3 separate regions of the Mus musculus genome follow, and all the other regions are linked to region 3. A link is a loop called in an ENCODE intact Hi-C map of the cell type or tissue named here. Cell type or tissue: left cerebral cortex. All regions are shown on one strand. Each heading gives the region's core, and the rest is flanking DNA. Links, peaks and the distances in the headings are about the cores only.

Evidence for each region. A loop is a pair of places that touch in the nucleus more often than their neighbours do. Peaks named below come from ENCODE experiments on the same cell type or tissue, not always from the same donor. Only the 100,000 strongest peaks of a DNase experiment are listed, where the experiment ranks them.
Region 1: a loop joins it to region 3, with 4 times the contacts of the local background. A loop is called at or near these places in 2 of 42 quality-filtered maps.
Region 2: it touches region 3 in a loop (2.3-fold over the local background); 4 of 42 quality-filtered maps call a loop at or near these places.

What each region holds. Positions count from the first base shown.
Region 1 is chr11:17,252,744-17,261,107 of GRCm38, reverse strand. It overlaps C1d (C1D nuclear receptor co-repressor), which reads right to left and starts at 3,561. Exons shown (of 5, transcript NM_020558.4): 1 at 3,450-3,561. In left cerebral cortex, for the core only: no CTCF peak of the experiment used is centred there; DNase peaks (open chromatin) are centred at 1,745, 3,007, 3,493 and 4,111; H3K4me3 peaks cover 1,967 bases; H3K27ac peaks cover 976 bases.
Region 2 is chr11:17,184,511-17,192,874 of GRCm38, reverse strand. All of the region lies in intron 2 of Ppp3r1 (protein phosphatase 3, regulatory subunit B, alpha isoform (calcineurin B, type I)), which reads right to left. Among named protein-coding and RNA genes, the nearest start is that of Pno1, 23 kb to the left of the region's middle. In left cerebral cortex, for the core only: a CTCF peak has its summit at 556; a DNase peak (open chromatin) is centred at 5,042.
Region 3 is chr11:17,077,940-17,086,303 of GRCm38, reverse strand. It overlaps Cnrip1 (cannabinoid receptor interacting protein 1), which reads right to left. Exons shown (of 3, transcript NM_029861.3): 3 at 6,932-7,904. The coding sequence ends at 7,740. Among named protein-coding and RNA genes, the nearest start is that of Cnrip1, 30 kb to the right of the region's middle. In left cerebral cortex, for the core only: a CTCF peak has its summit at 3,179; DNase peaks (open chromatin) are centred at 2,246, 2,620, 3,174 and 3,696.

The sequences.
Region 1 (8,364 bases), core at 130-8,129, 170 kb before region 3:
AAACAGCATCGAATACAAGCAGAGGTGGCCACCAACAGGCCCTCTTCACCATCAGCAGTTTGATTTAATTAAGCCTTTTTCTGAATTTCATATTCCACTTCAAAATCAGTACATTTACTTCTCGGAAACATAATTTTTCTTTTTTTTTTCATCAAAAATGAACTATTTATTATAGGTACTAGGACTGAAAATAAAATATTGACTGGGTTTATCTATACAAAACTTCACTAACAACTTAATTATGCTTTTTAACTGTCAGTGGACCTGTGGATCTGTGACAGGTGAGGAGTTTAGCCTGATTATTACTCCTAATGGATATGCATGTAAACATTCTCTGTTGTAAACTTCTATTTCAATTTATGATTTGAATTCTATGTGTGAATTTGTGATGAACTTTCACCATGTGATCATGTACTCTGAGAGATGTAAAAGTACTGAGGACAAAGAGAAGAGTGTGAAGAAGAATTTTCTCTTATCCCCCTTTTTCATTCATTCTGATTTCCCTCTTTTCTTAGAGAGCTTTCATAGGAAACTTAGTAAATCGCTATAATGACTTTTCTTTTTTTATGCACAAAATTCTTCAAAAAATTGTATATTTTGTATACTATATTCAAAGACAAAAAAATTAATATAAAATGTGCATAGGCTATGTGCACAGGGCAAATCAAACAGAAATCAAATGTATACAAACTTGTGACAGTCACTGCAACATCTCATACATATTACAAAAATCACTGTGTTTGCCAAATTTGGAAAAATCCCCAAATCCAAAATGTTCCTAAACAGGTGAGACAAGGTATGCACACACCACCTCTCTCAGATGTGAACACAGGTGGAATAAATGTGTCATCTGTACTGTGACATAGCTCAGTGGGTAAAGTCACTTGCAGCCAAGTTTCACAGCCTGAGTTAGATCCGATCCCCAGGATCCTCACGGTGGAAGGAGTCAATCCTTCAGGTTGTCCTCTACACATGTGCACATGTACACGTGCACGCGTACGATGAACGTTATATAATACACCAATATGTATATATACACATATGCACCTTTAAAAGACAAAAGCATCTAATTTTTCCCACACTAAACTGGTTTTGCACGGTGCATTCATTGTCCAAGGACATGGAAAGGTATCACCATGATGGACAGCCTGTAGAGACAACAGTCACACTCCATGACTAGTACTTCCTTTATTCTATACATGTCAGCTCCACCAATTTGTCATTCTTTTAGTATCCATGGCAACAGAAGCTGCATCTCTCAAAAGTGTGTGCAGGTTCTGCACCATAATTCTATTCTTATAATTATGTTTTACACAGCATTACCTTAGAAAACTATAGTGAAATTTATATGTAAATTTTCAATACTACTGTCTTGGCCAAGCAACGATTCTGATGTTACCTGTAATCTTCAGTAAAATCTGAGAACACATTAAGCTTCCTTTTCTAAAGTGTGCTAACCTCTAAAAGCACATCACAGAAGTTAAATGGCTAAGTGGATAAAGCTCATGAGTACTCGCGCTCACACACACACCACCACCACCACCACCACCACCACCACCACCACCACCACCATCACCAAGCTTGAAGACTGGAATTCAGATCTCCTGTGTGTGGAGGGTACCAAAACATGGAATCCCCTAGCAGTCTAGCTGGACTGGCTGGAGTCAATGACTCCCAGCTTCAATAAGAAACCCTGCCTCAATAAACAAAGTGGAGAACAATAGAGAAAAACAGCATCGCTGGGCTTCTACGTACACACATAAGCACATACACTCACATGAGAACACACACCTGCATGAAACCACACATAAACACACAAAAATACATGTGCAAAAGTCTAGCAATAAAAATTATATAAATTACAAGGCTGGAGAGATGGCTCAGCAGTTAAGAGCACTTCTCATCTTCCAGAGAACCCAAGCTTGGTTTCCAGCAGCCAGTTTGGGCAGCTCACAACCATCTGTAAGTCCAGCTCCACTGGGTCCTCTGGCCTCTGCTGACACCCACACACATGTGACAAATACACAGAAAGAGACATGAGCACAAACACATGAATAAATAGAAACATTTTAAAGTACATAAATTACAAGGACCTGTTAAGACTGGAGCCACACCAGAATCAACTTCTAATTTAATGCTTACTTCAACATGTTTTCAAAATGAAAGAAAGAAAGCAGCAAAAACTATCTTCTCAAAAATGTGGGGCTTGTTTTTACAATTACCTCTAAAGTAATAATAATACATAAGGTTGTGATGTAGACAAAATAAATATCAATAAAACTCTTAAAGCTATACTCCATTAGTAGAATGCTCAAAGTACTAGTTCATAATATTAGTTATTATTTAAGAAAGTGGAAATAACAAAGAGGTAATCCACTGTAGACTATTCAGAGCCATACATGAAGAGTCAAATGCTTGCAAACAAGTGCTACTGTTTACCCATAGAACTTTTCAAAGTTAAAAACAAGAGAAAACTGCATCCCTATAGGTACCGGAAAGCATCCACAACATCTCTGATTTGGGAATTTCACTTCTATTACTAGAAAACAACAAAAACTGTTCACACTGTCATCTTATCTTGTAACAAAACAATTCAGTCTATCAATTCCACCATCCAGAAGTAGTTTTCTAAAGTTCAATAAGGATAGCTGTCATTTATAAATAAAAACTAACGTTGATACTTAGTTCTGTCTACTCTTAGTCCAAACAGGTTAATAATTACACCACAGACATCTCACCAGGGCAAATACACCTTTTCCAAGCCAAAACTAAATTGTAGTCAACACATTTTAAGTCATTAACGCTATCTTCCAACAGAAATTTGAGCCACGATGAAATTTTCCCAGATGACACTGAAAAATTCCTCTTAATACAATCCGCTACAGCAGAAAGCTGCCGGCCCGGCCCGGTTTCCCACGCCTTTAATCCTAACACCTAAGAGAGGGAGGCTGATCTCGGAGTTCGAGGCCAGCCTGTTCTACAGATCGAGTTCCAGGACAGCCAGGGCTATACTGAGAAACTGTGTCTCGGAAAAGAAAAAGTAAAATTAAGGAAACCCTTGTTTCAAAAGGGCTAACACTGCCACCGCAAGCATTCCGACCTTGGGCGGAACAGGAAGGGCTGCACGCAAAGTTACTTTTTCCACCTTCCATTTTGTCTCCGTTTAGATTTGGAATCAGCTAGAAGCTGATGGCGTTGGGTGTTTTACTTGTCGCTTTTCAACCTCTGAAAGGCAACGTTAACAGTGGCAGCGAAATGAAGACGGTATTGACAGAGAAACTAAAGGCCAAAGCAAAGCCCGAGAGCCGCCACTGCAGGGACTACGCTAGAAGCGAGCAGTCCCGCTCGGCTCCTCCCAGTCGGCCACAGGACGGACGTGATCCCGGGGTGCGGGAAAAGAGACTGTGACGGGAGCACGACAAGCACCCGAACGCGGTTCTGCACAATACCTCAATACCGTGGACGCCTGTCTCCGGGAAATAGGTCGCACGATGATGACGCCATGACACGGCTTCTGCCTGCCGCCCGTGCGTCTCTCCCGGTCGTGCGCGTGCGCACTTCAGTCCCGAGGCTTGCCCCGCCTCTGTCCATCCAGGAGCTAAGTGCAGTGGTCTGTCTGTCTGTCTGTCTGTCTTTCTTTCTTTCTTCTGTCTGTCTGTCTGTCTTTCTTTCTTTCCTTCTTTCCTTCCTTCCTTCCTTCCTCCCTCCCTCCCTCCCCCCTCTCTCTCTTTCTCTTTTTGACACATTTTTTAATTAACTATTTATTTACATTCCAGGCGTTACCCCCCTCCCGGTCCCCCACCCAGTTCCTCACACCATTCTGCTCCCCATCATCTATCTCCCCATCCCCCATTATTGGGGCCTCAAGACCCTTGGGAATTGGACCCATCTTCTCCAACTGAAGCCAGACTAAGCAGACCTCTGCTACATAGGTCCCAGGAGGCTGGGGAATGGGTGGCACTTGGCTCAGCCCATGTATGCTGCCTGGTTGTTGGCTCAGCCTCTGGGAGCCCCCCGGGGTCCGGGTTGGTTGAGACTGCTGATCTTCCTATGGGGTCACCCTCCCCTTCAGCTCCTTCAACCCTTCCTCTAATCCAACCGTAGGGGTCTCTAACCTCAGTCCGACAATGGTTGGGTGTAAGTATCTGCCTCTTTCTCAATCAGCTGTTGGTAGAGCCTCTCAGAGTGGACAGCCATGCTAGGCAAAGAACTTAAAGGTCTCCCGCCAAGGTGGCAAGATTGGAGTCGAAGGCCCTGGCATTTTGTCTAGATTAGGCTTCTTCAAACTGAATGTTCCTTACACCTTTGTCCATTTCTTTGCTTTGATGGAAGTTGGGTCCCTCCGGACCAAACTGTGCACCTCAGATTAATCTTTGGAGGGGCTTCCCTAATATAGTGCCCGATACCTGGTTAGGTGATAGTTATGAAAAATAGTTTCAAAAATTAAATGAGGGTGTGAAGATATGAAAAGTACAAGTTCATATTTTGTGTTGTTTTTGTTTTTGAATGGGTCTCACTGTGTGATATAGCTGACCTTGAATTCAGGATTATCAGTACTAGGGTTACAGGCCGTGCCATCATTCCTAACTGTGTTCGATAGTTTTATGTCAACTTGGCACAGGTCTCCTGAGTGGAAGGAATCTCAATTAAGAAAATGCCCCATAAGGTCAGGTTGTAGGCAGTCCTGCAAGGCATATCATTAGTGATTGACAGGGGAGGGCCCAGCCAATTATGCATGGTGCCATCCTGGACTGGTGGTCCTAGGCTGTCATAAGAAAGTAGGTTGGGCAAGCCATGAGCTCCTGCCTCCAGGTTCCTGTCCTGTTTGAGTCCCTGCCTTTACTTCCTTAGGCAAGAGCGGTAATATGGAAGAGTAAGCCCTAACCCCTTCCTTCCCCAACTTGCTTTTTGGTTATGGTGTTTCCCTGCCACAATAGAAGCCCTAAAACACTAACAAGGTTTTTTTTTTTTTAATATGTATGTATGTATGATGTTTGTTGTTGTTCTTCTTCTTCCTTCTCCTTCTCCTTCTCCTCCTTCTCCTTCTCTTTCTGCTTCTTCCAAACTGTGCCACCATTCCTAACTTACGTTTTTCGCTTTTTTTTTTTTTTTTTTTTTTTGGTTTTTTTGAGACAGGGTTTCTCTGTGTAGCCCTGGCTGTCCTGGAACTCACTTTGTAGACCAGGCTGGCCTCAAACTCAGAAATTCGCCTGCCTCTGCCTCCCGAGTGCTGGGATTAAAGGCGTGTGCCACCACGCCCGGCGTAACTTACGTTTTTTATTTATTTTTTAAATCTCTGTGTGTATGCCTGCAAGTGCATGTGAACATGCCCTACAAAGGCCAATAAAGAGAACTGGATCCCCTGGAGCTAAAACTACAGGGGGCCATGAGCTGCCTGAAAAGGGTGATGGAGACAGAACCTCAATCACAGAAAGAGCAGAAAGCCCTGTTAACCACTGTGCCATCTGCAGTCCCTAGTTCTTTAAATGATAATTTTTAGTATACATAAATCACATTCAATTGTTGTAACAGGATCAAACAGTACAAAAACTACATATCACTCAATAGTAGCAAACATGAAATACTACATGCCTGTGAAGTCACTTTAAGCAATCATCCTGCGATTCTTAAAGTTCTTAATGTGGTCATGATTTGCTTCTACTTTGCTTTGCAGTTTGCAGAGGTTAGTATATAAAATGTTCTGTTGTCACGCTGTAATAAACCACATAACACAGCAACACTGGTAGGATAAAATACTTTAAAGCTGTTTCAATACAAGGCATTTCTACCATTTGAGTCTCAGCAATGGAAATCTAGTCTTCAGGCTTAGTGATAGACACCTTACCCAGCTGAGTCATCTCATGGGTCCCTCAAATTAAACGTTCATCTAAGATGATATAACACTATATCTTCAGTATTCATCATCAACATCTATGCAGTCCGTTGTCAGTTCCAACAACATCGATCATTTAATATTAACTTTTAAAGTTACTAAATTTCATTTAATTACCACTGAATTACTTGGGGGTATTCTTGTGGATGATAATCAATTACAGATTTGGGGATGAAGAGAGTTGAGACAGGGTTTCTCTGTGCAACCCTGGCTGTCCTGGAACTCACTCTGTAGACCAGGCTAGCCTCAAACTCAGATCTGCCTGCCTCTGCCTCCTGAGTCCTGGGATCAAAGGTGTGTGCTAATTACAGATTTTACACATTGCTGGAGTCACAATTTCCTAGCATTAAATTATCTCAAACTGTTACTATTAGCATGACATTTTGTAAAGCTCCTGTATTTTGATTAAATGCACAATTCCAGTAAATATTGTACTTTGGCTTGTGGTTGTTTCAAAAGTCCATGCCAAGCCCAAAGTTGATAGATAGATAGATAGATAGATAGATAGATAGATAGATAGATAGATAGATAGAAGACTATTATTTTTTAGAATGACTTTCAGGCTGTGGTCCAACTAATCCAACAATATCTGCCTATGAATGGAAGGTTCAGGCAAGAATCCAGTACATGTCTCAACTGGTCTTCAGAATGCTGAAATCCTGAAGATGTGGGCTCTAATGCCAGTAAGGAATAGTCCTGGTAGCAATGGCAAGAGCAATGAGGCAAATATCAAAAACTTCTCAGCAGGTGTGGTCCAGATTAAAGGTGGATCGTCTCACTCCAAATGATTTAATTACTAAAACAATTCAGGCAAGTAGTGTAATCCTAGCATTTCAGAGGCAGAGGCAGGCCGATCTCTGAGTTTGAGGTCAGCCTGGTCTAGAGAATGGGTTCCAGGATAACCAGAGCTACACGAAGAATCCCTGTCTCAAAGAAAACCAAAAGGGAAAAAAAAATCACAGGTATGCCTAGTCATTTGGGCTTTAGTTAATTCTAGACGTAGTCAAGTTGACAACCAAGAATAACCTTCACACCACTCTTGGATGTACATGCAAAGGACGCTTCATGCTACCACAGAGACACTTGCTAAACCATGTTCATTGCTACTCAATTCATAAAAGCCAAATATTGGAAACAATCTGGATATCTTTCAACAGAAGAATGGATAAGAAAATGTGGTACATTTACACAATAGAGTTTTACTCAGCTGTTAAAAAAATGAAATCATGAAATTCGCAGGTAAATAGAACTAGAGAAAATCATCCTGGGTTAGGTATTCCAGACCCAGAAAGACAAATATGTCATGTATTAGATGTAGATATTGGTATGTAACAAAACTACAATCCATAGAACTAGAGGGTAGGTGTGGTGGATTGAATATTTTTGGTCCTATTAGGAGGTATGGCCTTGTTGGAGCAGTTGTGGCCTTGTTGGAGGAAATGTATCTCTATGGGGGTGAGCTTTAAGACCCTTCACCTAGCTGCCTGGGAGCCAGTCTTCCTCTAGCAGCGTTCAGATCAAGATATAGAACTCTCAGCTAGCTCCTCCTCCTAGATCTCATTAGGTAAAAAAAAGAGAACAGATAGTTACAGGTGGGGTTGGGGCTGGGATAGGAAGATAAAAGTGGGGAGAGGAAGATGAGAATGCATGAGGGAATGTGGGTGAGAAAGCCAAAACTGAGGGCCATTTGAGAGGTAACATGGAAACTGAATCAGTAAAAGCTTCCTAAAATATAGACATATATGAAGGTGATATAAATGAAAGCACCAAATAACGGGGGAGACTGTCTTAGGTTCTCTAGAGTCACACAACTTATGAAATGTCTCTATATATTAAAGGAAATTACTGGAATGATTTACAGGTTGCAATCCAACTAACCCAACGATGGGCAGCGGTGAATGGGAAGTCCCACGAGGCTGGGTATTTCAGCTCATCTTCTGTATACCCTGGAATCCTGACGAAGTAAGTTTCAACAGATGTGCTGGAAATAACTACAAGCAGGCCAAGAAAGAAGCAAGCTTTCCTTCTTGTGTAGTCCTCCAGCCGAAGGTATGGGCCAGATTAAAGGTGTGTTCCTTGAAACTTGCTCTGTCCCAGGATGGCCTTGAACTCGGGGATCTGCTTGCCTCTATCTCCTGGGATTAAAGGCATGTACCACCTTGCCTGGGCCTAAGAATTTCATGGACAGTATGCCTCAAGACCTAGATCAAAAGTCTGTGTTTCCAAACTCAAGATCTGGATCACAGATGTGCCATCCATTTCTAGATTGTAGTTCATTCCAGATATAGTCAAGTTGACAACTAGGAATCACCATCACAGGGGACAGAGCCCCAACAGGCTATCTCTTGTCACCAAATGAAGCTTCCAGTACAGGATCTGGTTACATCTAGATGAGTTGTTTGCCAAAGAAGATCCCATGGGAACCCCAAAACAACCCAGACTGTTGCCAAGACTATAACCTGTTCTCCACA
Region 2 (8,364 bases), core at 127-8,126, 110 kb before region 3:
TGTACACAGCACAACAAATCTAGCCGTCGCCACAGATTAGCCTCGTGTATCTTTAAAAAATGCTCAGAACATAGATATGTCGATAGCTGAGTCAAATCACCTAACTCTCCAAGCTTGCTTTGTGATAGCAGAACACATCATGTAATCTGGTAAACTATGCCCAACGCCCCTGCAGCAGAGCACACTGCAGAACAGGCCGTTCACAATGGCAGCTGGGAACTACAGCGGACTGCATTGTCTAGCATTCTTCAGAGTATTAACAGAGTGTGTGTTGATGTATACACTACTTATCTAAGGGAAGTCGGAAAACTCATTTCAAAAGCATGGCACCTGCCCTAATTACCTAGAATATTTAAAGCCAGCTTGGAAAGCAAAACCATGAACAGTGCCTAGGGGAGGAGGACAAAAGAGAAAAAGAACTTTTGAAGATCAGAGAACACAAACTTGAAAAGCTAAACAGGAAATGTAGTTCTCTTAAGGCACTGAGCAAGGGAGTGTGACCACCAGCTACAAGGAAGCAGGCATCTAAGCACTGCCTCCTACTGCCTCAGAGGAGGAAGCACGCTGCAAAGTAACACATTAAACAGGACTTCAAACCTGGATCCTTTCACTACCCTTCAGTACTTAGTACAGCCACAGGTCGCTACTTTGCATAAGTACTGAAGCATGTATTTGCTTATCTGATACTACCTTTCAAAGATTCTATTCCGCCTTTAAAAACACATTAAATTAATTAAACATATTAATTAAAAAAAAACAAACTGTGGGGATGTAATTCTGCCACCTTTTAAAAGAATAGCTATGAAGACATTAAATTTTCTTTCAAAACAGAAAGATGTTGTTCTTCTGAGACAAGGTTTCACTATATAGCCTTGAGCTCAGAGATCTGTTTGGCTCTGCCTCCTGAGTGCAGATTTCTTTTTAAATAGCTTATCTATTAAATATAAATTATGGTGAACTGAAGCGACCTAAACAAATGCCACACTTATGCTAAAGATTTCTTAAAAGCAACTGATTAAAACTTCATGATTATATACTTTTAGTATATTCCAGATATAGTCTAAACTATCTTAGACCTTAAGTTTCCTTAAAAACCACTTAACATCTATCTCTGTCCCTGACCTAACACCCTACTGACCATCAGACTTGCAGCATATTAACTCAGTAGACCACTGGCTTCCAGAAACCCAAAAGCTAGAGATGTCAACAGACAGCACCTAAGACCTATAGCAATGGTTTCCCTATTTTACTGTAACCCATCTACCACAGATCCTCATCAATATATTTGGTAAAATACATTAATTTTCTAACTTTATTTCCTTTGCAGCTATGAAGAAAAGAATAGTCAATGTGTTACTTGGTATAACCTAATTCTTGGTTACTGAACTACAGTCAGTTGTGTTTGTATAGAGAATAAACTATATTCCCTTTGGAGTCAGAGCGATGATTTACATACATACATAGAGGTGGGGGGAGGGAGGAAGGTGTAAAGGGCTTGTTTCTGTCTCATTCACCCCCCCCCAAAAAAACATCAATAACTGCAAAACCCCCAAAAGACAAAAAACAGGGTTTCTCTATGTATTCCTGGATATTCTAGAACTTACTTTGTAGACCAGGTTGTTTCCAAACTCATAGCCACCTGCCTCTGCCTCCCAAGTGCTGGGACTAAAATTATGCATCACCACCAACCAGCCCTACCTACATGAGTGTTTTTGCAACCCAACTTCAGACTCAAAGGATTATCTACTTTCAGGAAATCACTCACTAGTTAGCACTGCCATGCAACCAGCGGTCTCTCTGCTTTGGAAGGTAAGTGAGGAGTTCTCCCTGTGGCTCGGGCTTTCTCTATGGTTAACACTCCCCTGTGTTGTTCTAAACAGGTTTTTTGGTTTTTCTTTGAACATGATACTCATTGAATGGTCTCAGAGAGAAGCCTTAAGGCAATATATTTCCCTCCTAAATTGTAAAAAAGTTCATGTGTGCCCCAGGAAGACACACTTACAGGCTATCTTATGATTATCTCATGATATCCCAAAATTGTGAGATAAAACTTTCAATACAGCATAGAGGATCAAAATATCCCAGGGTGGAAGCAAGGAAACTACTATAGCAGCACAGAAATCCAATCCAAACAAATCCCATCAGCTACATAAAAGGCCACAATTTTCAGGAAACAAGGTGGGGAAAAGACTAAAATGGGAACCAGAACTCGAGGATAGGAAGCATTTGCTGGGGAAAAGCTAATTAGTAGCTGATTTTATATTTTAAAGTATCATTCTACCTGGAAAGCAGCAAGCATTTAGGGAAACGGGGAATAGTTAATATCCCTGTATGGTTTACTCATTCACGTTTTTATATACTACAAGTTTCAACCGTAGGCAATCGGAAAATGGAAACAGCCAGTCTAATAGGACGTTAAAAGCAACCTAAGAAATACATTAGGAATTTAAAAGCAATTCGTGTTGTTAGCCAAGTTTCGAACTTGAAAAGAAAAGAAACACTGAGGAGCAGGAAGTGACTCTTAGAGCCACTCCTGGAGCTGGACTGAGTGAGTTCTGAGGACTCCAGCTCTGCTGTCGGTTCTCTGGCTTCCCCTCCTCAATCTCTCCTCCCTTCTTCTCTAGAAACCCCGAGGAAAAGAAAAATCTCACAGACAGACAGCATTAGATCGTCTTTGTGGGAGCTTCCGGGGAGATGGGATCTGATACCACCGCTATTCAATGAACAGAAACCCTGCTGGAAACGTCCTCCATCGGATCTAGACCCTTGGTCTGTGAAAGAACTTCAGGGATCTCGGGTTTTGTTAGAAACAAGAAATGTCCATCTGCAAAGGGATTTCCCTCTCTACTCATTAGCCCCTGAATCAAGACAAATACTAGCCCAAGTGCACACACACTTCACCTTCTGATCTCTGGCTTGCACTAGACAGTACTTAGGTTGTGATATTATTACCTTGTTCTGACTTGTGTCCTGTGTTTTTAGTTTCCTGATAATTTACTCTCCTAACACTGTTGATTTCACATAATTGCATTTATCTACTGGTGTAGCTGTTAGCCTACAAGTGACTTGGTGTGTGTGTGTGTGTGTGTGTGTGTGTACGTGTGAATACAATACGGCTTTGCCTCAGTCTACCCAGCCTTGTTTTCTTTTTCCTCACCTACTTCTACTCCTTCTAAGAAACTGGTTGTTCAACCCCATCCTAATTGAAGTACAGGCTTGAAAGCTGATTGCCAATTCAACTAGGGCCTAAAGAAAGAAACGCAAAAGAGGCACTTATGTATGCAGCAATAAGGCTTATTTAAGACAGAACACAAAGGTTTGGTTTGGCAGAATAATACATAATAAATGGGCGATCTTGATTTCACTTTTGTGAAACACAGTAGTCATTTGTAGAAGGGCAAATGGCACAGCCTGAGAGCAGGCCCCCCCCTCCCTCCCTCTCTCCTGGGAGCAGCAACCCCATATGTGGTCCTAAGCAGGCCCTGGCTCCTCCAGGCTTGTCCAGATTATTCAGAGACACCCCCCTCTGCATCTTAGGTTTGTCCTCTGTCCCCTTGTCCCCCCACTCCTTCCTTTCCACTCTCCCTCACTCTATCAAGTTCCTCTGAAGGCTTTAAAGGGAAGCTCTCTTTCACTTAAACTCCAACATATTGAGATCACCACTGTCCTGTTTGCCATGGTCTCCTTTCCCTTGACACACTGTGTCTTATGGAGTCCATTACTGCTGCCCTTCTTCTGGTGTATTTAACAACTTTAAGACCAAGGTTTAAACTTAAAAACTGGTAACAACTTGTCTTCCCTCTCTCTCCTTTCCATTTCTCCAAGTAAGTGTTCATTTGTGTTAAATGCCCCAGGAGGTCAGAGGTTAGGAGGTCAGAGGTGAGGGGTTAGAGCCCCCAGAGCTGGAATTAAAGGCAATTGTGACCTGCCTGGTTTAGATGCTGGGCATCAATCAACTCCAGTCTTCCTCAACAACAGTACTCGCTCTTAACTGCTCAGCCGTCCCTCCAGCACGAATAAAGGGTCACTGTCTTCTTTATTTTTTCAGACAAGTTCTCAGTACATACCCTGAGCTGGCCTTGAACTCAAGAGATCTACCCGTCTCTGCCTCCAAAATGCTGTGATTGAATGCATAAACCAGGTGTTTTACATCAGCACTGGGAATGTTTAAGAGCTCACTAAACTATCACAGGTATCTTTCAGTTCTAGTTTTCACAAATCTCTTTGCAACACACTTTACCCTTATGTTTTATTCCTGTCTATTTCAGTTCAAAAGAACTCTTCTATGTTTGCAGCTCTACCTCTGTACTCAGTGTTCTACTGAACTCCATCAGTAGATTTTAAGCTGCATTCCCACAGCAAACAATGTGTCTTAAAATGTTGTTTCCCCCTTGAAACCTTCTCTTGGATTGTTGCAAACTGAAAACCACTGCCTTAAAGGAAGAAAATCCCATTAGAAATAATTACTCCTACTTAGTGTATTCCTGCTAATTTCATAGTAACCACAGAATAATTTTATTGAACAAATACTTAAATTATTTGCAAAATTTGTCCTCATTACATAGAATTTTCATTGTGCCTATGATCTTTAATCTCTTCATTAGTGGCTAAATGAATGAATAGCTCAGTATGAGATCAATTTTCAAAACTAACTGGAGCTTTAAGCCTAATACTTTCATTATCTTTTCTAAGTGTAAAGCTACAGTTCTGTCCTCATAAAATAATTAACAGGTACCAGGTACTGTGAGTCTGAGGCCAGCCTGGTCCAGATAGTGCATTTCAGGCTAGCCAAGGTTACATAAAATTAAAATAATATGTAATGGGCATCCTATGAAGCTGGACATAAATGGAGAAACCATATGCTATTATAAGTACTTAGTTATTAGTCTTTCTATGGGAATTCCTGAGAGACAAAAATCTAAGAGAGCCTGAAGCAGGTGATGTCATCAATTAGAAAAGACACCACAGCAAGGAGTTCCCCGACTTCTCTGACAAGATCCCTACCGGGTGCTCCCACCCACTTTCTGTGTTAAATAACCACAGGTTTGGGCTGGCAAGCTGGCTCAGTGGTGGGGGTGTTTGCAGCCAAGCCATAAGTTTCATCCCTAGAACCTACATGGTTAAGAACTGATTCATGCATTTTTCCTTGGGTTTGTACACACACGAGCAAACATACAAGGAGGGAAAATTTGTACAGTCCTATTTCTCACCTACAATATGTGCCACCTCCCTGTGTTAAAAGCCCCAAACCTTCCGGATTGCTTTTCTACTCTGATTCCTTTATGATTAATTTATATGTAAATCTTTTAAAACAGTGTGCTTACTTAACGACAGGAACAGACCTGATCGTGGCTTTCAAGGGAATACAGGAGGCTGTCCTTGTTACCATGCTTTGTAATGGCTGGTAGGCATGACCTCCTTTTACATTAGCCAAATAAATGTTCACAATTCAAAGTTCTCTCCACTCTCAAAAGGATTCTCTGACTATTCAACATAATTTGGATTTTGGAAAAAAAATTCCAACTTCAAGATCAAACCAGTTAAAAGTTGCAGCATGGTGGGGGTGGGGGAGACAACTTGTGAGGCCCCACCCTTAGCTGAAGCTGTTGCTGGCCGGTACTGGTAGGTTCTCCATGGCCCTGTTATGAACTAACACCTACATACATATGGGTGTTACAAATGGACCTGGTAGATTAAAAATATTCATTTTAAAAGGAAGATGTGAAGTCAGGAGTTAAGATGTGTTAGGGAACATGGAAGGAGTTGGAGGGGTAATGAGGATATAAGACACTGTATGGAACTTGTAAGGAATTTTAATCAGGCACATAAGTCTTCTAAGAAGAACTCTCTTTGAGGGAATATTTCTACTTTAGATCCCAAACCACCATGGCTTCGAAAAAAAATTTGCTATGTTAAAAAAAAAAAATTATCAATAGATCTTCCCAAGTCAATACATACTGTGCTGATATTAGAAATGTTAAGCTACAACGGATGCTGAGATGCAGCAGTCAGTCTGTCCCAGCTGAAGCACGCACTACCCGTGCTTAAGAGCTGTGAATGCTCTTGTAAACCTGACTGCACATCAACCCCTCGCCTACATAACCTCTCATAGGAGAAAGCAGAGGGACTCAAAATTCCAGCGGGGAAGCCTCAGGCATGCTCAGACTTCCCCATAACTGTCACCCCGTCTTGTGAGGAATACCCAAAGCCTGGCTGGCTTTTTATCCCAAGCAGACCAAAACAACCATGTCTCCAAGGGCAACAGCTCCTGGTAAATTTATCAAAAGTGTCCCAGTGCTACACCAAGAGATATTTCTGGGGGTACTGGATCCTGGAATTTACTAAATACAATAAAGGCATACATAGCAAAGAAAAGGCTGCATGTTCAAAAATAAGACATACAGAAAACTATTTCAAATAAGAAATTTACAACCTAAGAAACCGCATCTTTTTTTTTTTTAAAGCACTTTCTTGATTAAATGAATCTTCATGATATCTAACAGTTAAGTCAGGCCTAGAAAATTTAGAAAAACACAAAACCTGTATTTTGCCAATAAAATATAAAGTCACTAAGTCCTTTTGGAATCCTTCTGACTGTGAAATAAAGATGGCTTGGCAGGTAAAGACAAAAGCCTGAGTTCTCTCCCTGGGACACACAAGGAAGGGGAACAATGATTGCCTGACCCGACCCTCTGACATGTGGGTAGACAGAGACACTGGCTGGGGTGTGCAGACACACCCACACATGAAATAAGTAAACAAATAGAAAACCAACAAGACTTGTCTCTGTCTACAAAATCTACAAATGCTCCAAGTCTGGCGTATTGTCTCTGCTCTAGTCACTAATGATATCTGGATGAGTTTGGTGGGGAGGAATTCAAAATGCTATTGCTATTGTTCAATTTGATTTATTCTGTAGCTAACTAAGCATTTACTTTTCCAAAGTGGAATCTGCTGTGATACTAGAACAGTAAGATATCTCAAATTATTAACCAAAAATGGGTTACAATTTATACAATAAATATGAATTTTCCTAAAACTGTCCATTCTGTTTGAGGTTATAGTTATGAAACATGATTACCAGAAGAAAAACTGGAACTAAAGAACTATTTCAAGGCCAGGTGGTGATGGTACTACAAGCCTTCAATCTCAGCACTCGGGAGGCAGAGACAGACAGAATCTCTTTGTTGAAGCCTTATCAAGTGAGTTCCAGGACAGCCAAGGCTATACAGAGAAACCTATCTCAAAACAAACAAAAAATTATTTCAAACACTCTGAACAGCAAACATAGATAAAAAGCTTTGCTAGATTCAGATCTATAGATAAATAGCTATAGATATATTTATCTGATAGAAAATAAATATCTAAGATGAAGAACTCAAAAAACAAAATGCCAAATACAAATATTGAACAAATAATAAGTAGGTAAATGAGATGAAAACACGTTTCAAAAGATGAAGTGAAACTCACACACACAAACACACACACAAACAAGAAAAAACTATTCAGCACCCTTAACCATGAGGGAACTCCCGACTCACACCAGTCAGAATGACTGTCATAAAAACAAATCAAATGCTGGCAACAACTTGGGGTGGGGGTGGGGCTTTTCTACACTGCTCATGGGAATGTCTATTAGTAAAGCCACTGTGGATATCAATGTGACCCAGCTATGCCACCCAAGCATAGCCCCATAGGACTCTTATGAAAGAATGAAATTACAATAGTAAGCAAAATAACTGAAACTGAGAACAAGAAAAGTGCCATGTTTCCTCTCAGTTTTGAATTTATGTATGACAGGAAAGTACAAGCAAGATAGACCGTGGGAGAGGAGAAAATAATGGGGGGATATGAATACAGCACCTTATACGCTGGAATGAAATAGATGTCTGCAAATCTGTCACTATCTACACACAAAGAGTATAATATACATCAATAAAAACAAATTCCTTATAGACCAGCAGTTTAATATTCTGCACCAAACAGATCAACTATCAAATGTACAGAAGAAAAGAAAGTTACTACCAACATGTGAAAGACTAAAGTGGTATATTATAACATGGATAGTCATGAACATTTCAGCAGTCTATTTTCTTAAACATGAAGCCTTGGTAGTTTTAAGACTCTTTAGGGCCTAAGAGATGGCTCAGCGCACTCCCTGCTCTTGCAGAGTACCTAGCCAGATTCTAGTACCCACACCCAGGTAGCTAACAACTGCATCTAACTCCAGATTCAGGGGACCAGCCTCTTCTGGTCTAACACTTGCACACAGAGACCTAGGCACAAATGAAATTAACAAAAATAAAATGGCCAGATTTTAGTTTTGAATCGTAAATTTACAAGTATTCACACGGGCTTTTGGTA
Region 3 (8,364 bases), core at 157-8,156:
GCTCTTTCTAGACTCTCCACACCCTTTCTGCCGAGTCAGTAAATTTTAGTGAGTCACTGAGATGTGGAAGCTGCTGTGAGAGTGAGAAAAGCAGACGTTAGATGGAGAGAGGCTGATAGCATGTCAAGGAAATAAAACAACAGAATCAAACCTGTGGATAAACTCAAATTTGGACATTTCTTCACTCAACCATTTGACAACCTTAAATGTGACATCTTAAATGTCACAATTTCTTGGCAGGGCATTGTTAGCAGGGACAGGCTGTATGCCAACTGCAAAACTGCTGGGCTTACAGCATTCAAGGAAGCTGGGGCTACTGTGCCCATCTGGAGTACCCAGAAATTCTAGTGCAGAACCAAACATTTTCATTTGTTGGGAGCCAGAAGATTAGGTGCCTTATTTCTTAAATAAAACATTTAATTCATGGTAGCTCTTACTTAAAAAGACTGTTGCAGTGTAATTTGCTATAAGAAGTATAGTGGTGTCAGTTTATCCAAACTTTTGCTCTCCTTTATAGCACCATTTGTCCATGGTCAGTGGTGGCCCAAAAAGATCAAAGAGGCAACTCCAGAAATAAACAGTTCATACATTTTAAATTTCAGGCAGTTCTGAGCGGTTTGATGTAATCTCTCTTATGATATTAGGTTCTGTTCTGCATTTACAATTACGCTATATTATCATTGATGTTATTAATCTCTTTTTGTACCTAACTCGTAAATTAAACTTTATTACATAAATTAGCTATAACAAGCAAATAGAATGTATAGGTTTTGGTGCTATCCAAGTTTTTGGATATTTACTAGGGGGTCTTAGAAAATATCCTATGTATATATAAGGGACAGTTGTAGTATATTAAATGAACTCCCAGGAAAAGAATGCTTCTGTTCTTGGCAGAAATCATCATGTTATAGGTGTTGTAACACACACACACACACACACACACACACACACACACACACACACACAATTTCTTTGGGAGCATCAGATGATCTACTAAGGTAAAACAGACCTAAGCAAAGCCAACCTAACAGTTTTTTTCCAAAACAGTGCAGGGGTGTGGATATATAAGAACATATTTTAAACAAACTCTGCTTATCAAGGGGGGCGAAAGGGGGAGAAGAGAGGCTTTCTCTTAACCAGTGTGTGAGGTAGGTATTATTATTATTATTAATTTTTTTTTACCAACTCACAAATGGCAAAATTAAAGTCCAATAAAGGGGCTTCTTGTAACAAAATAAACTTTGCATCTTGTTTTTTAGTCTATTTTTCTGTGAGAAATGGAAACAGGATGTACACAGCCCGTCTCACAAGGATAAGGTGATTGAAAGAAATAGTACAGAGAACATTTGACATGATTCTTGACTTTTACTGAATTGAAATGCTCTGATTCTGTCCTGATTTTGTATTTTATCAAAGAATGGGGTCTTGTCGGTGTGGTGTTGACACCTCCCATTGCAGCACTGGGCCGTGGAGGCAGGGCAATCTGCACTTCCTTTCTCCAGCCCTGAATGAGGACTTAAATGAGGTATTTGGTTCCAGAATCTGAGCTCCCAAGCACTGAACCATGCACGATACATTCATGAAAACAGTGGGTCAGGGTCCTTAAATGAATCTGAACCATGTACATCAGTTTTTATTTGGTATCTGTAGCTACTCCTCGATTTCAGAGAAATTTACATCTCTACTGTAAATGGACATTACTAGTACGCATTTTGACTTACTGTGATATTTGTCTTCTTCTCTGTAAAAAAGAAAAATATTCTGCCTGTAACTAATCTCTATAGATTGTCCTCTTTCCTCTACTTGTTCTGTTTTTAATTTCCTAAGAGCCAGAAACTGGATCAGTGCACATGGCCGAACTGTGTCTAACCTCAGAGTCAAAGGCCATTACAGGGAACAGTCTGTAGTGAACAGATTGTGCCACATCTGTGGCAGAATCTTTCTTTTTGTCATGTTTTGTGTTCCCATGTGTGACCTGTGCACTTTACATGGCTGGATAGATGGCTTCTCAGGAAATGAGCATAAATCCCATGCATTCCTACCCTTGCCCTTGCTTCAGAGTACTTTCATCATCACCCCAATTAAAAGGATGGCCTCATTCCTCAGGCTTCTAGGGAGACAGCCATCTGAGGCTGGAAGTGAAAAGAGTGACTACAACTTGTATAAAAATAACTCTCCCAGGTGGTTGAGGGACAAAGTTACGACTCAGCTACTTGATATAGCTGAGCACTTATATTTTGGAGTAGGAGGAGAACCAGAGAAAAGTAGCCAGAGAGACTGGGCTGGAGTCCAATACTAAGTAGAACAGGAGATGCCAGGAGCACTCATTCAGCAGGGCAGATGAACTGTTAAGATTTCCTATTGCTTCATTTACACCACTCATCCACCTTTCTGAGTCTACCTTGTCTCTGGACCTGCAGGAATCACACACACACACACACACACACACACACACACACACACACCACTTTAAAAACAAAGAGAGGTTCAAGTCATAGATTTTTAAATGATTTTGATAAAACTCTAGACTAGATTAAACTGAGGTGACCGTGAGCTCAGAAGGGGTCTTAGTGGGGCTCACGCCCTGGCTTTTTACCCAGGCTCTTTCAGCACCTCTGTGTGAGGCATATGTGGTTAGACTTGCCACATTTCCTCCAGTCCTGGGTTGACTGGCTTCCAATTGGCAGTGAAGCCTCTTCCCTCAGAAAGCACATATTATTGCAAGCATCATGATACTACATACAAGCTCCAAACAAACTCCAAAGCTCTGCGATCACTTACAGGCTGGACACTACTGTTTCACAAACACAACATTTATAAATCAAAGATTTACAAAGATTTATTTTTATAATATTTATAATATTAATATAATATTTATAAATTTTAATTTTATAATATTTATTTATAAAAATTTATAAATCAAATATTTATAAAGATTTCCATTTTGCCCCTTTTATTGCCTTCAGGTTGCTTCACATTCCAGAGAAAACCCCACCTTTATAAATAGGTCAATGTCTGGCCAATAACTGAAGTTAGACTTTTAAAATATGATAATTAGAAACAGGCTTGTGCTTTCACTTGGCAAATGTAGTAGTTGCTATTATAGTTGAACGTGCTAACTGAGAAATACATTGAGCTCTTTATTAGTCCCAAGCTGGGGAATTGCTGTTCCCTGGTGGCAGCATAGACTCATTGCAGGCTAGCTATTTACTGGTGAAAGAAAGGCTTCCAAATTTAGTTCTGTAATAAATCAACCCTTTATAAATACTTCCATTAACCTTGTGTGCTCTTGGTGTTTTGGGACAGGCTCTGGCTATATGGCACAGGCTGCCTTGAACTTACGATCCTCTTGCTTCATCCTCCCGTGTTCTGGGATTGCAGGTGGGGACCACCATACTCTCATACGAAAGGAAACAAAATCTCAAGCTGAGTTTTCCCCAACATAGTAGGGTGTTTCATGTTCAAGTAAGTGATAATATAGAAGGCAGGATATTATTTTTTAGGAGGAAATTCCTTCTTATGGAATCATGTGCAGTATAGGCTTTGTGCCACGTTCCTTGAAGCCCTGTGAGCAGGCAATGAAGTCTGACTGCTGGTGGTGTACTTGTCTGCTCCCGTATGAGGCCCTCTTGCTATTGTGTTCATTATCTCACCAGTGGAGCAGTTGTCACAAAGTAAGGAACAAAGATAATGACAAACTTATGCTGATTGCTTAGTAGATGTGTAGACACTTTTTTTTTTCCTCAGAAACAACAGTAACTCAATCTCTGGGCGCAACAACTAAAACCTTATCTTGTAAGTCCTATTAAATCTGATTCCTCTGGTGGCAAATCTTGACGGATCCATCATAGTACCAGGAAACTCTGGCAGGTACATCTTGTCTTTATGCTATCCCGTTCCAAAAGCCTCTCTCTCCTCCTCCTCCTCTTCCTCTGTCCAACCTAGAATTCCAGCCTACTCACCCAGCGATTGGCTTCTTTATTCATTAGGGGATTGGTTCACAAGAAGTCATCTGGATATGTGACTCACTCCTTGTCTTCAACCCCTCCCAGGAGAGCAGAATTAGCATATAAATACAAACAGCACCAGGCCCACCCACAACACTTCCCCCTTTCTTTTCTAATAAAAAACAAAACCTTTCTCTCAAATACAAACAGAGAACAACTATTACCATTTTGTAGTTTATAAAGTATAAGATAGACCTAACACCCAGTCCCTCATTTATGTCATTAAGATAGGACATTGTCATCTCTCCTAAATTAAAAGACTTATGATTGTACCTTGACTTATGTCCTGGCTTTAGATTGTATGCCATCTGAAAACCATCCTCTCAGATCTATTCTCTCAATGTTAAATAGCCTGGGCTGGCGATGAGACAATAAGTAGTTTTTCAACCCCTTCAGAAATCTGAAAATGACCAACATTAACTGAAAATATATAGGAAGCCTAACACAGCTTCCAGAGCTGAGATAAACTGTAGAGACAGTTGCCTATCTATACAGCCCCAGTAAGTCAGGAAGTCATGAAGCATTAAATAATATCACGTGCCACATTCTATGGATTTCTGACGTTTTTGAAAACTAAGTATCTATGTAAACTAATCTGGACTGTTCTCTGTTACTACTATCAGCTATTTCTAATTAAAATATCTGAAAACACCCTAACTATAAACTCAGAGTCATGAATTTGTTATTTGGCCCTTAACTCACAGACGTAAACATTTCAGATCTTTTTATAATAACAGTTATAGAAGGACTGGGTCTAAGTCCTGTAGTTTAAAATTTTTGTATCAATAGAAGGAATTTATAAAAATGAAAACCTTGATTTTGCATCAAAACAATTCTGTACCAAAATAAGAAAGTATGACATCAACCTAGTAACAATTAAAAATGTTTCTACCAAATGAGATTATGGCTATGCAATCAAGTCTAGCTATTCCTCCGTGTTCCAATTATGACCATTTCTACATTCCCCAGAAAGACAACCTATAATAACCCCCTCTGGCCCCAAAGCCCAGGGAAATGGGTCAACAGCTCTTCATAACTTCTTCAAGCTCAATATGGGTGTTGAGATATTTTGAAGGGTAGGAAAAAGGCCACACCAACGATTGATTTAGTCTTTGATGTCTGTGTCTTGACTGGATCCAGCTGAAAGTCCAGGACATCAGAAGTTCAAGCAGGTCAGTTCAGCATGTCTCACAAGGAGACTCACCAAGGCTGTATATTCTGTAATATAGAAGTCTCAAAAGAAAATCTTACTATCATCAAGATAAATTTTTTTTAATGATTCTCTGGACTCTAATCCTCTGGGGGCCTCACTTTGTCATATATGATCCCTATAACTCTGGAAGGTGTATTCGACATATATGATCCCTACAACTCTGGAAAGTGGATAGACACCTTTTCTAAAAATGCAAAGACAAAACCTTTTTCCCAAATCAGCTTATCCTTGGGCCAGTATTCCGAAAACCCTTTATTTAGACCTCTCTCCCAGAGGAATAATAGAAACACAAAACTCAAAACCATACCCATTTTGAAAGTTAAAACAATCCAAAACAAATGAAGTAAACTAAAATACTGTATGTGCCTATTATTAGGCTTTATCTATTTTATCAAGCAGGAAATAAAACCTGAGATTCCCATGGAGCCCACATTAGACAGAATTTGAGCATCCTGTGAGGTATATAAAGCAATCTTCATTCTACCTTACTGTTCGGCTCTCTGCCTAGAGCAGCCATCTTGTTATACCATTTATCTGTTTGGCTCTCTGCTTGGAGCCACTGACATATTTTATTAGTACCTGTATAATATCTATCTGTTGATCTCTCTACTTGGAGCAACAGACAATAAAATAATACCTGTACATAGCAGACAATATTATCACTGCCTCTCTACTCTGGAGTCTGTGACTAATTTTCCCTATCCTAGTTCGGAACCTCGGGCAAAAATCCCCCTGTGATTCTGACAGAAACTGTATAGAAATCTTTCCTAAAAGCCAATAATCCCAAATCACAGTTCAATCCATCTCTGCCCTAAAAAGTAGCAACTTCATTCTTCTAACTCAGAGCAGCCTGCAGTTTCTCAAAGCAGGGGACCTCAGGACTTTTGTTGTTGCAATTCCTGAGTTTAAGTCAGTGACTCCTCCAGCACTACCTTCCTCTCACTTAGAAAACAAAACTTTAACTCTCAGACTACTAATCTCTAGTGGATTCGTGCCCAACTCGTTGGTTTGCCACCTGTTGTGGGAAATATTAAAAAAGAATCAGTATGTTCCTGCACTTGAGTCCCGCAACTCTGCCCCGTGGGACTGGCCAGCCATGCACTGGCGGGCAATGGCTGACCTGTTGCTATCTCATGGAGACTCTGACTCAGAACTCCAAAATCTCTCCACCCAGCTCAGTAGGTTCCTCCTGGCAGGTCACTACCACGCCAACCCCATGCTTCTAAGCTCCCACAGCCTTTGTCGTGCACATCAGATGAACTTACGCTTTTTGGCTGTGCCTATCTCTCTGCAACCCAGTTGAATCCCTCGAGAAGAAAAACACCACACAAACTTAGTTCAGAAACAATGGTAACTCAGTCTCTGGGTGCAACAACTAAAACCTTATCTTGTAAGCCCCATTAAACCTGATTCCTCTGGTGGCCAATCCTGATGGATCCACCATGATATCAGGAAACTCTAGCAGTTACATTTTGCCCTTATGCTATCCCCATTCCAAAAGCCCCTAACTCTCTCCTCCTTCTCTTCCTCTGTTGATGCTTAGACTCTTGCGGCCATTGTTGGGCCTTGCTGCAGGCCGGCGATAGGAATATTAGCTTTACTTTCAGTATACTGCTCTTACCCTTCAGCATAGAGATTTGAGTGCACTGTCTAAGAAAAGAGATTGGCCTGCTAGACAGCTGTTGCACAATTCAGAGTTCAAGTCGGGGCATCATTTCCAATGTCTTTATTAAGAAATATCAAAAGTTGATTACCATTCCATACACGGTTGTACAAAGTTCAAGTTAAAGGGTATGTATTAGTGCCACCTTTATGTTTGTTTAAAGTCTATGGTAGCTTGCCAAAGGGATGAGCCACAGGTCCAATTCCACAACAATGTCTTTTCCCTATTTCTACTAGACCACAGCAAAATGCCTTGCTACTTGAAATACTATTAATACATTATAAATACTTACTTATATATTCATCTTTTTATTCCTTCATTATCTTCCTTTCTCTGAAACAGCCGAGCTGTTAATAGGAAGCACAACATTTGGGTCCCATTTACTGCAGACCATGTTGTTACATTTTTTTTCACAAAGTCACCTTTGGATGCTCACACACATTGCATGCTACATGTTACAAGTCACACATGAGGGACTCCAGCACATTGTTATCTTAATTTAACAATGAACACAAAAGGGAGAAATTATTTATCTTGAAAACAAAACACCACGGTCTCTCTGTGGAACTTTGGTGTAGGACAAACCTGCTACTTCCACTGAGCTCCTGTCACACTGGCAGACAGGATAGATGCAGGAACACCAGCATACAATAGCAAAAGGAGAGCTTTCAGGAATGTGACATTACATGTGATGTCATGGGTACTGCATCAGAGGGGAGTCACACTTTCACAGTAACTGGGGGTAGGAGGTCATTGGGAAACAGCCATGGTGTGGTGTGCCTTGGTTAAGGCTTGTGCTGGTTTGTCTAAAGGTCAGTTTCTGGAGATTGTCTTGCAACATCAGAAGGAATCATTTTCAGAGGAAGGACTCCTTATTCACCCACATGAGGCTGCGGGTCTCATTGGGCTTGCATTCATACTCAATGACAGAGAAAGGACTTCCCCACTGGCAATGGTCTCGCTTGTGGTAATTGTAGAATTTGACTTGCCACACTGTCTCGAAGGTCCCAATGTCTGTGAACTGAGGAAAGAGAGGCAATCATAAAAACTGCATCCTGCCACAAGCAAGTGGATGCCTGTTAAAATCAGCGACACAGCCCCCGGTAATCAGGACTCAGAAGCCATGTCTCTCATAGTCTGCAAAGCTCACACATTTCCTTTTATGCACTACATTCCTATACTGGAGATATTTTTTCCAAGATCTCTGGCGTTGAACTGTTTTATTAAGTTTTCTTACTTTCCAAGTTTAGGTTTCTGAAAAGCCAACCTTAGACTCTCACAATTTCAGTGATTTTTCTAAAATTCTCCTTGCCACAGAAGGGAATTGGAAAGTGAAGTGCCGGGAGTCCTCTGGACCTGGAATGAGTTTGAAATGGGTGGGGCACAATGTCAGACTTTTCTTTAAAGACTGGTAGTCTCTGGCCTTCTAGCTCTCTGACTACAGCGAATTCTTGCTGATAACTTCTAAAAGATTGTAAAAA